Linked DNA regions of Homo sapiens: region 2 is linked to region 1. Evidence: chromatin contacts called from ENCODE Hi-C or POLR2A ChIA-PET data. All regions are on one chromosome and are shown on one strand. Each heading gives the region's core, a stretch centred on a gene start or an enhancer-like site at or near the end of the contact. The rest is flanking DNA. Distances are from core to core; before and after follow the strand shown.

What was found. A loop is a pair of places that touch in the nucleus more often than their neighbours do. ChIA-PET counts read pairs that join two places held with the same protein, here RNA polymerase II (POLR2A). Pooled maps may share reads with other maps.
Region 2: a pooled map shows a loop between it and region 1 (10-fold over the local background). The contact joins the promoter of NEMP1 here to the promoter of COX14 in region 1. A Hi-C loop is called at or near these places in 6 of 50 pooled maps. POLR2A ChIA-PET finds 5 or more read pairs at or near these places in 2 of 52 experiments (OCI-LY7 and activated CD4-positive, alpha-beta T cell).

Annotation. Positions count from the first base shown.
Region 1 is chr12:50,110,031-50,114,248 of GRCh38, reverse strand. COX14 (cytochrome c oxidase assembly factor COX14) reads right to left here and starts at 2,013. Exons shown (of 2, transcript NM_032901.4): 1 at 1,948-2,013. GPD1 (glycerol-3-phosphate dehydrogenase 1) reads right to left here. Exons shown (of 8, transcript NM_005276.4): 8 at 2,936-4,218. RefSeq lists enhancers at 1,684-1,733, 1,744-1,983, 2,204-2,463, 2,524-2,573.
Region 2 is chr12:57,076,397-57,080,339 of GRCh38, reverse strand. NEMP1 (nuclear envelope integral membrane protein 1) reads left to right here and starts at 1,549. Exons shown (of 9, transcript NM_001130963.2): 1 at 1,549-1,721. The coding sequence starts at 1,595. RefSeq lists enhancers at 1,575-1,624, 1,745-1,994.

The DNA.
Region 1 (4,218 bases), core at 764-3,263:
GAAACACCTGTTTTTTTTTTTTTTTTTTTCATTTAACTACATCCCCCTTCCTGGTTGAAAACCACTGCTGAATCAAGTCACTGCCACTGATGGAGGTGTACTGTATCTTTCCAGTGTGTTAGGCTAGAATAAAAATTGAGAACCATAGCTGGGTGTGGTGACATGCACCTGCAGTCCCAGCTACTAGGGAGGTTTGGGTGGGAGGCTTGCCTGAGCCAACGAGTTTGGGGCTGCAGTGAGCTGTGATCACGGCCCTGCACTTGCAGAGCAAGACTGTGTCTCTAAAAATAATAATAATAATGATAATAAAGAAAAAAAAAAGGCTGGGCGTGAGCCACCTGTAATCTCAGTACTTTGGGAGGCAGAAGTGGGCTGATAACCTGAGGTCAGGAGTTCGAGACCATCTTGGCCAATATGATAAAACCCTGTCTTGACTAAAAATACAAAAATTAGCCAGGCATGGTGGCACATGCCTGTAATCCCAGCTACTCAGGAGGCTGAGACAGGAGAATCATTTGAACCCGGGAGGCGGAGGTTGCAGTGAGCCGAGATCGCGCCACTGTACTCCAGCCTGGGCGACAGGGCGAGACTCCGTCTCAAAAAAATAAATAAAATAACAAACAAATAAATAAATAAATAAAATAACGGCCGGGTACAGTGGCTCACGCCTGTAATCCCAGCACTTTGGGAGGCCGAGGCGGGTGGATCACGAGGTCAGGATATCGAGACCATCCTGGCTAACACAGTGAAACCCCATCTCTACTAAAAACACAAAAAATTAGCCGGGCGTGGTGGCGGGCACCTGTAGTCCCAGCTACTCTGGAGGCTGAGGCAGGAGAATGGCATGAACCCGGAAGGCGGAGCTTGTAGTGAGCCGAGATCCCGCCACGGGACCCCAGCCTGGGCGACAGAGCAAGACTCCGTCTCAAAAAAAAAAAAAAAAAATTGCGTAAACGTATGGGTAGAAGTGCGATTTTGTTACATGCATACACTGCATAGTGGTCAACTCAGGGCTTTTAAGGTATCCATCATCTTTTATCTACTTTTTGTTTGGCACTTAGAGAGTAGTACATCGGCCGGGTACGGTGGCTCACGCCGGTAATCCCAACACTTTGGGAGGCCGAGGCGGGAGGATGGCTTGAGCTCAGGAGTTGGAGACCAGGTTGGGCAACATAGGGAGACCTTTTCTCTATTTAAAAACAACAACAACAACAACAAAAAAAAAACCTTTTTTTAAAAATTACCCGGGCGTGGTGGCGCACACCTGCAGCCTGAGCGACAAAGCAAGACCCTGTCTCAAAATAACATAACATAACATAACATAACATAACATAACATAACGTACATCATGCTACGGAGGCCGCTAAAAAGAACATGGCTTCTGTCATACAGGAGCTTATGGTCTCATGGAGAGGCACTGTGAGAGTTCAGAGACAACAGCTCAAAGACAGGGTGGGGGCTTGAGAAAACTTAGCAGAAAGGTGTAGGGGTGGGAATCGGGGTGGGAGTGGAACTGTCTTTTTAGAAGGATGGCCTGGAGAAGAGGAGCAGTGAGAGCATTCCAGGAAGTGAAAGCGGTCAAGAGGTGGAGCTGGATAGCCGATATGCACGAAGGGTGCCCCGGAGAGCCACTTATCAGGACGCAGAGGTCTATAGAGCAAGGAAGAGGCAGAGTTGGAGCGTGGAGGGTCGAGACGCCAGGCAGGAGTCGAGGTTTGACAGGATTAGCGCTGAGCTCTAGCAAGACTGACCTACTGCTGCGAGGAGCTTGGGCTTGGGCAGGAAGCAGTGCAGCTCGCGGTCCGCAACGCAACAGAAGCGGGTGAATTCAAGGGCACCAGGCCTGCAGACTAGGGGATGGGAGGACGCGGCAAGCGGAGACTGGCCCAGGTGGGCGCGCAGGCAGTGGGACTGGCAGCCCCTGCTCGGCCCTAGCCGGCAGCGTACCTGGATGCTGCAGCTCCTTCGCATCCAACCGAGGCCTCCTCAGGCAGGCAGGGTCTCGAGGCCACTGTCTACGCAACTTCCCAGCACAGCCGAACGCAGCACTCGGAACCAGACACGTGAGGGTAGCGTCCCTGGACAACCCTGAACGCCTCAGCTATTGGTGCAGAAAGCAACTTTCTCCCTCCCACCTGCCGGGTTAGCCTCTAGGATTCGGCTTGCCGCGCTATAAAGGGAACTGCGCATCAGACGCGGCACAACTCCGCCCACTAAGGCGGGAGTCCGCGCAGGCCGTCACTCTGGCTGGAGGCCGGCTTTGAACTTCCGGCTTCCGGGCCCGTTATCCTTACTACGCATCCTCAGACGCGCCGTGCTCTCGGAGAGGCCCGCTGAATTCTGGGGGCTGTGGTTTCTCTCCCTCGAGGGAGGGTCTTTGGCGAGCCAAGCTCTGGAACCGGAAGTTTTAGGATGCTAAATCAGAGTCAGCCAATCCTCAGCCTACGGTGCGGTGACGTCGCCAGTAGCTGGGTAGATTTTCGCAGCCGGCCTTCTGGAGGTGGATCGCGCGCCCCCTAGAGCCCGGCTGTGGGCCTAGTCCAGGTAGGGGCCCGAGGGGCACCGCGATGCCTGGACCGCTAAGGATGCGGCAGCTTGGCCCGTGACCAAGGAATGGGCACAAGGGATGAGAGTCTAACGTTTCCGTCCCGTGTGTGATCTCTATTCTTGCAGGAGGCATGATAAAGCCCCTAAGAAGGGCCGGCAAGGCCGGGGCCAGCTTGCGGCGAGGGCGGGAGGGGGCGCTGGCGGGAGGGGAGAGAGAGGGATGGGGACTGAGTGGGCACCGCCGCTGACCCCTGGAGTAGCTGCGATTATGGAGGAGGGATTTCTTTTTTCATTTTTCCTACGGTAAGAGGGAAAACATACGTGCAATGATACGCGCCAGCACACGCACTGCCACATGCACTGAAGCTCCCTCTCCCAACTCTTCTTGTTTCTGGAAAAAACACGCTTTATTGGGTAGACAAATAGGCCTGATGGGAAGGCCTGAGTCACAGTGCACTGGGGAGTGAACAAAAGTAGGCAAAGTGCTTGAAGCTTCCCCTTTGCCCCCACCTTAACCTCCTGGGGAGGCAGCTCTGGACACTCAGTACCCAGACCTGGGCTCAGCAAGGCCTGGGGTGACTGTGCCCCTCACTCCTGCTGCCTGATCTGGGCAGCCCCACCCTTCACTGGTAAGACAGAATTCTCAAGGGATAGGCGCAGAGAGGAGCCCGCCTCCCTGGTTCATTGGAGAGTAACAGGGTTTTAGCATAATGCTGGCCAGAGCCAGTGTGCCAGGTGCTGCCACACAGGAAGCTGACAGCCCTGCTGGACGGGCGGGAGCCTCTCGGGCCCTCCGGACTATTTATAGCTGGAGGCCTAGGCTGCTGACCTGTGACATTCCTCTGCTGCCACCCCATCCTGGAGCAAGGCAAGTGCAGAGCACACTCCTCCTCCTCCCCTCCTGTTCTTTCCTCACCCCAGGGAGTAGGGTGGTTTTGATTTTCTTCCTCCTCCTTGAGTTTCCCAGCTCTCGAGTTGCTGGTGTTGTCAGTACCTCACGAGAAGGCCCTCATTCAGCAAAGAGAGCTGCCCTTGGAATATTGGTGCCCACCAACATAGGAATCTGCTCACCCTTCCCTACCGTTCATCAGCCTTTGGGCCACCCTCTGGCCTGCTGGCTTCCAGATGCCAGGCATGGTTAGCTGGTTACCCTGGCCGGTCTGGAGCAGCTGAGGAAGAGGTGCAGAGTTTGGGAGGAAGAAAGGGGTGGAGTCAGGGATGTCCTCTGGGGAGATAGCACAGGAGGGGCCCAGCTGACACCTCCCCCAGCTAGAGCTACTGAGAAGGAAGCCTGGGTGAATACAAAGGTCACAGGGAGCTGAGTGATCTGAGCCTGTTATGAAAGGTGTAGCTCTGTCAGCAGATTAAGTTCCTGCTCCCCAAAGAGGGTGCTGGCGGGGAGGGTGAGGGAAGGCTTGGAAAGGTCGCACAGAGTGGGGAGGAGCTGGCAAAGAACTAGGAACCGGGAAGTCCCTGGGGAGAATGTCAAGCCACCGAGCTACAGATGCCAGCATGGCAGCAATTTGGGTGCCAGGGCAGCCTGGGGGAGGGGGAAGGGGGAGAACCAGAGGTTTCTGAGGACACAGATGTTGCTAGGAGAAGCTAAAAGGGGTTTGTTTGAGATCTTTGTATTTTGTTAACAAACACTGAGATCCATCGAAGCTGTGTGGG
Region 2 (3,943 bases), core at 300-2,799, 7.0 Mb before region 1:
CCCAAAGTGTTAGGATTACAGACCTGAGCCACCATGCCCGGCCCATTTTGACTTTTAAAAAGGTCCTTGTTTTAGACCAGGTGCAGTAGCTTACTCCTGTAATTTCAGTAATTTGGGAGGCCAAGGTGGGATAATCACTTGAGGCCAGGAGTTTGAGGTCAGCCTGGGCAACATAGCAAGATATTGTCTCTACAAAAAGTAATTAAAAAAAATTAAGCCAGACATAGTGGCTCATGCCTGTAGTCCCAGCTACTTGGGAGATTGAAGTGGGAGGATCATTTGATCCTGGGAGTTCGAGGCTGCAGTGAGCTGTGGTTACACCACTGCATTCCAGAAGGGTTACAGAAGGAGACCTTGTCTCAATAACAACAACAACAACAACAACAACAATGAAACAAACAAATAGCTGGGCATGGTGGTGCATCCCTGTAGCCCAACCTATCTAGGAAGCTGAGGTGGGAAGATGGTTTAAGTCCAGGAATTCAAGGTTACACTGAGCTGTGATGGTGCTGTTGCACTCCAGCTTGGGTGTCAGAGAATGACCCTGTCTCTAAAAACATTAAAAAAAAAAATTCTTGTTTTGAAAGCTTGAACCTTCCCCAGGAGATGCCCCCTTCCTTGAATTCCTCAATTCATTTGGCTCTATCATCTGTAGTTTTCCTACCCATCACCATCAGATCCTCTTAAAAAAAAAGTTTCAATTTCTACTAACAGTTTCTGAACACCTGGATCTCTGCTGGGCCCTGTGTTAAATCATTGAATGGGAAGCAGCTAATCCATATAAATAACTCCGGCTTTGGAGTCAGTAGGATTTAGGTTGGGATCACAGACCAGATGAACTATGAAATCTTGGGCAGGTTCCTGTGGCTGTCTTGGCTTTGGCTTCTTAAATGGAGAGAATTATATTTGTCTCACAAGATGATAAGAGGAATAAATGAATCTTTCTTAATCCTAACATTAATTTTACTTCCAAAAATAAAAATCCTATGAATACATTTTTAAAAGCTAATGTTTATGCTTATAAAATATTGACACACACTTTTTTGTGACTTCTATTTTAAATCCTTTAGGACTTTGGAGAACCACACTTTTGTCAGTCGACTTTAAAAATCGTCCTATCAGGGTCCTACTCATAAAGCGATCTCAATTGTAGGCGTCTCATAACAGAAAGGTCGTGATAAAAAGTAACCGAAAGAAAACGGAAGGAACTTCAGACAGCTTCTATGGAAATACCGAGTTTGGTCAAGGAGGCCTCTCCCATTCCGATTTTCTATTGGTTAAACTTACCATCAATCACACCAGTTGTAAATAAACTGAAGACGGAAGCATGTTGTTAGCGGGGTGGGATCTTCCTGTCGCCACTGCTAGGGTGAGAACCCATTTTCCAATAGGCTGAAAGCTGCTTTTCCCGCCCTCTCTCTTCAGTTGCTAAGGGGCGGGACTCATAGGGCCCTTGGAGGGCTGGGTGCTCGAAGCCCTGCCCATCCCATTGGTTGATAGGGGCGGGTTTCGTAGAGGATAGGCTGCTGTCGTTGCCCGTTCGGAGTTAGTTGCTGGGGTAAGGCACGTGAGGAGGAGGTGGCTTGAGGCAACCATGGCGGGAGGAATGAAAGTGGCGGTCTCGCCGGCAGTTGGTCCCGGGCCCTGGGGCTCGGGAGTCGGGGGCGGTGGGACAGTGCGGCTACTCTTGATCCTCTCCGGCTGCTTGGTCTACGGCACAGGTACCGCCCGGGCAGCAGCTGCCAAGGGGGCAGGTGCCGAGGGGGTTATTTTTGGAAAAGGGATTGTCCCGAGGGCGCGGGCCGTTACTCTGCAGAAGGGCGGTGGCTCTACCGAGGGCCGCCGGCGTAGTGTGGTGGAAGAAACTTGGCAGGCTAGTGGGCGTCGGGACTGAGGGTCTGGGCCCTGAAGCGGGCTGGGGCAGCTTCCAGAGTGGGGAGGAGCCTGAAGCCTTTTGGCGGAGACAGGAAGGGAGGCCTAGACTGGTTGAGAAGCAGTCCTGGGGGCTGTGTCTCGTTGCAGAAGCCTTGAGTTTCTTGGTTAAAAGCGAGAAAACCTGGGGACCATTCTGGGCAGGCAGAGCAGCCGCGGGAAAGGGACCATCTCATTCATTCGGCAAATCAGCAAACACCATCTGAGCGTATGCTCTGTCAGGACGCAGGGCACGGGTGGCAGAACGGATGTAGTTGACAGAAATGCAGTGATCTCTACTATCTTCTGCTCTTGTAAAACCTTGATTCCTTACCGCCCCCGGCCCGCGAGATGGAGTCTAGCTCTGTCACTCAGGCTGGAGTGCAGTGGTGCGATCTCGCTCACTGCAACCTCCGCCTCCTGGGTTCAAGCAATTCTCCTGCTTCAGCCTCCGGAGTAGCTGGGATTACAGGCACCCGCCACCGCGCCCGGCTAATTTTTGTATTTTTAGTAGAAATGGGGTTTCACTATGTTGGCCAGGGTGGTCTCGAACTCCTGACCTCGTGATCCATCCGCCTTGGCCCTCCCAAAGTGCTGGGATTACAGGTGTGAGCCACCGTGACCGGCCAAATAATGCATGTTTATTTTAGATGATTTGGCAAGGTACAATTAAGTATAAAGAAGCAGGCAGAAACCACACTGTTAATCCATTCAGAAGCAATCTATTTTAGCACACTTTCTTCTGATCTTTTTCCACATATTTTTAATTTTTTATGAATTGATAATTTGTATCCAGTTAGTACTCTAGTTCTCTTCCCTGGAGGCTGCCAGTCGTTACCAGAGATAGTTTTCTCGTTTGATTTTGTAGTACAATAATTTTCCCAAGTAATTTAAAATTCTTTTTTTGTTTTTTTGTTTGTTTGTTTGTTTGAGATGGAGTTTTGCTCTTGTTGCCCAGGCTGGAGTGCAGTGGTGCAATCTCAGCTCACTGCAACCTCCGCCTCCTGGGTTTAAATGATTCTCCTGCCTCAGCCTCCTGAGTAGCTGGGATTACACTTGCCCGCCACCACGCCCGGCTAATTTTTTTTTTTTTTTTTTAAACAGAGTCTCCCTCTTTCGCGCAGGCTGGAGTGCAGTGGCCAGATCTCGGCTCACTGCAAGCTCCGCCTCCCAGGTTCACGCCATTCTCCTGCCTCAGCCTCCCGAGTAGCTGGGACTACAGGCGCCCACCACCACGCCCGGCTAATTTTTTGTATTTTTAGTAGAGAGGGGGTTTCACCGTGTTAGCCAGGATGGTCTTGATCTCCTGACCTCGTGATCCGCCCGCCTCGGCCTCCCAAAGTGCTGGGATTACAGGCATGAGCCTCCACACCCGGCCTTAAAATTCTTTGTAAATGTTGTCTTACTTGTATTACATTCCAATGTATGTGCAGATGTTCATTTAATTTTTTTTCTCCACCCCCCGCCCGCCCCGCCCCGCAGAATGTAGTCTTGCTGTCTGGCCCAGGCTGGAGTGCAGTGGTGCAATCTCGGTTCCTGTTTCAAGCCATTCTCCCATCTCAGCCTCCCAAGTAGCTGGGACTACAGGCATGTGCCACCACACTCGGCTAATTTTTTTTTTTTTGAGACAGAGTTTCGCCCTCGTTGCCTAGGCTGGAGTGCAATGGCACTATCTAGGCTCACTGCAACCTCAGCCTCCAGAGTTCAAGCACTTCTCCCTCTGCCTCCCGAGTAGCTGGGATTATAGGCGCATGCCACCATGCCTGGCTAACTTTTTGTATTTTTTGTACAGACGGGGTTTCACCAGGCTGGCCAGGCTGGTCTCAAACTCCTGACCTCGTGATCTGCCCACCTCAGCCTCCCAAAGTGCTGGGATTACAGGCGTGAGCCACCACGCCCAGCCACACTCAGCTAATTTTGTATTTTTAGTAGAGATGGGGTTTCACCATGTTGGCTAGGTTGGTCTCGAACTCCTGACCTCAGGTGTTCCGCCCGCCTCAGCCTACCAAAGTACTGGGATTACAGGCGTGAG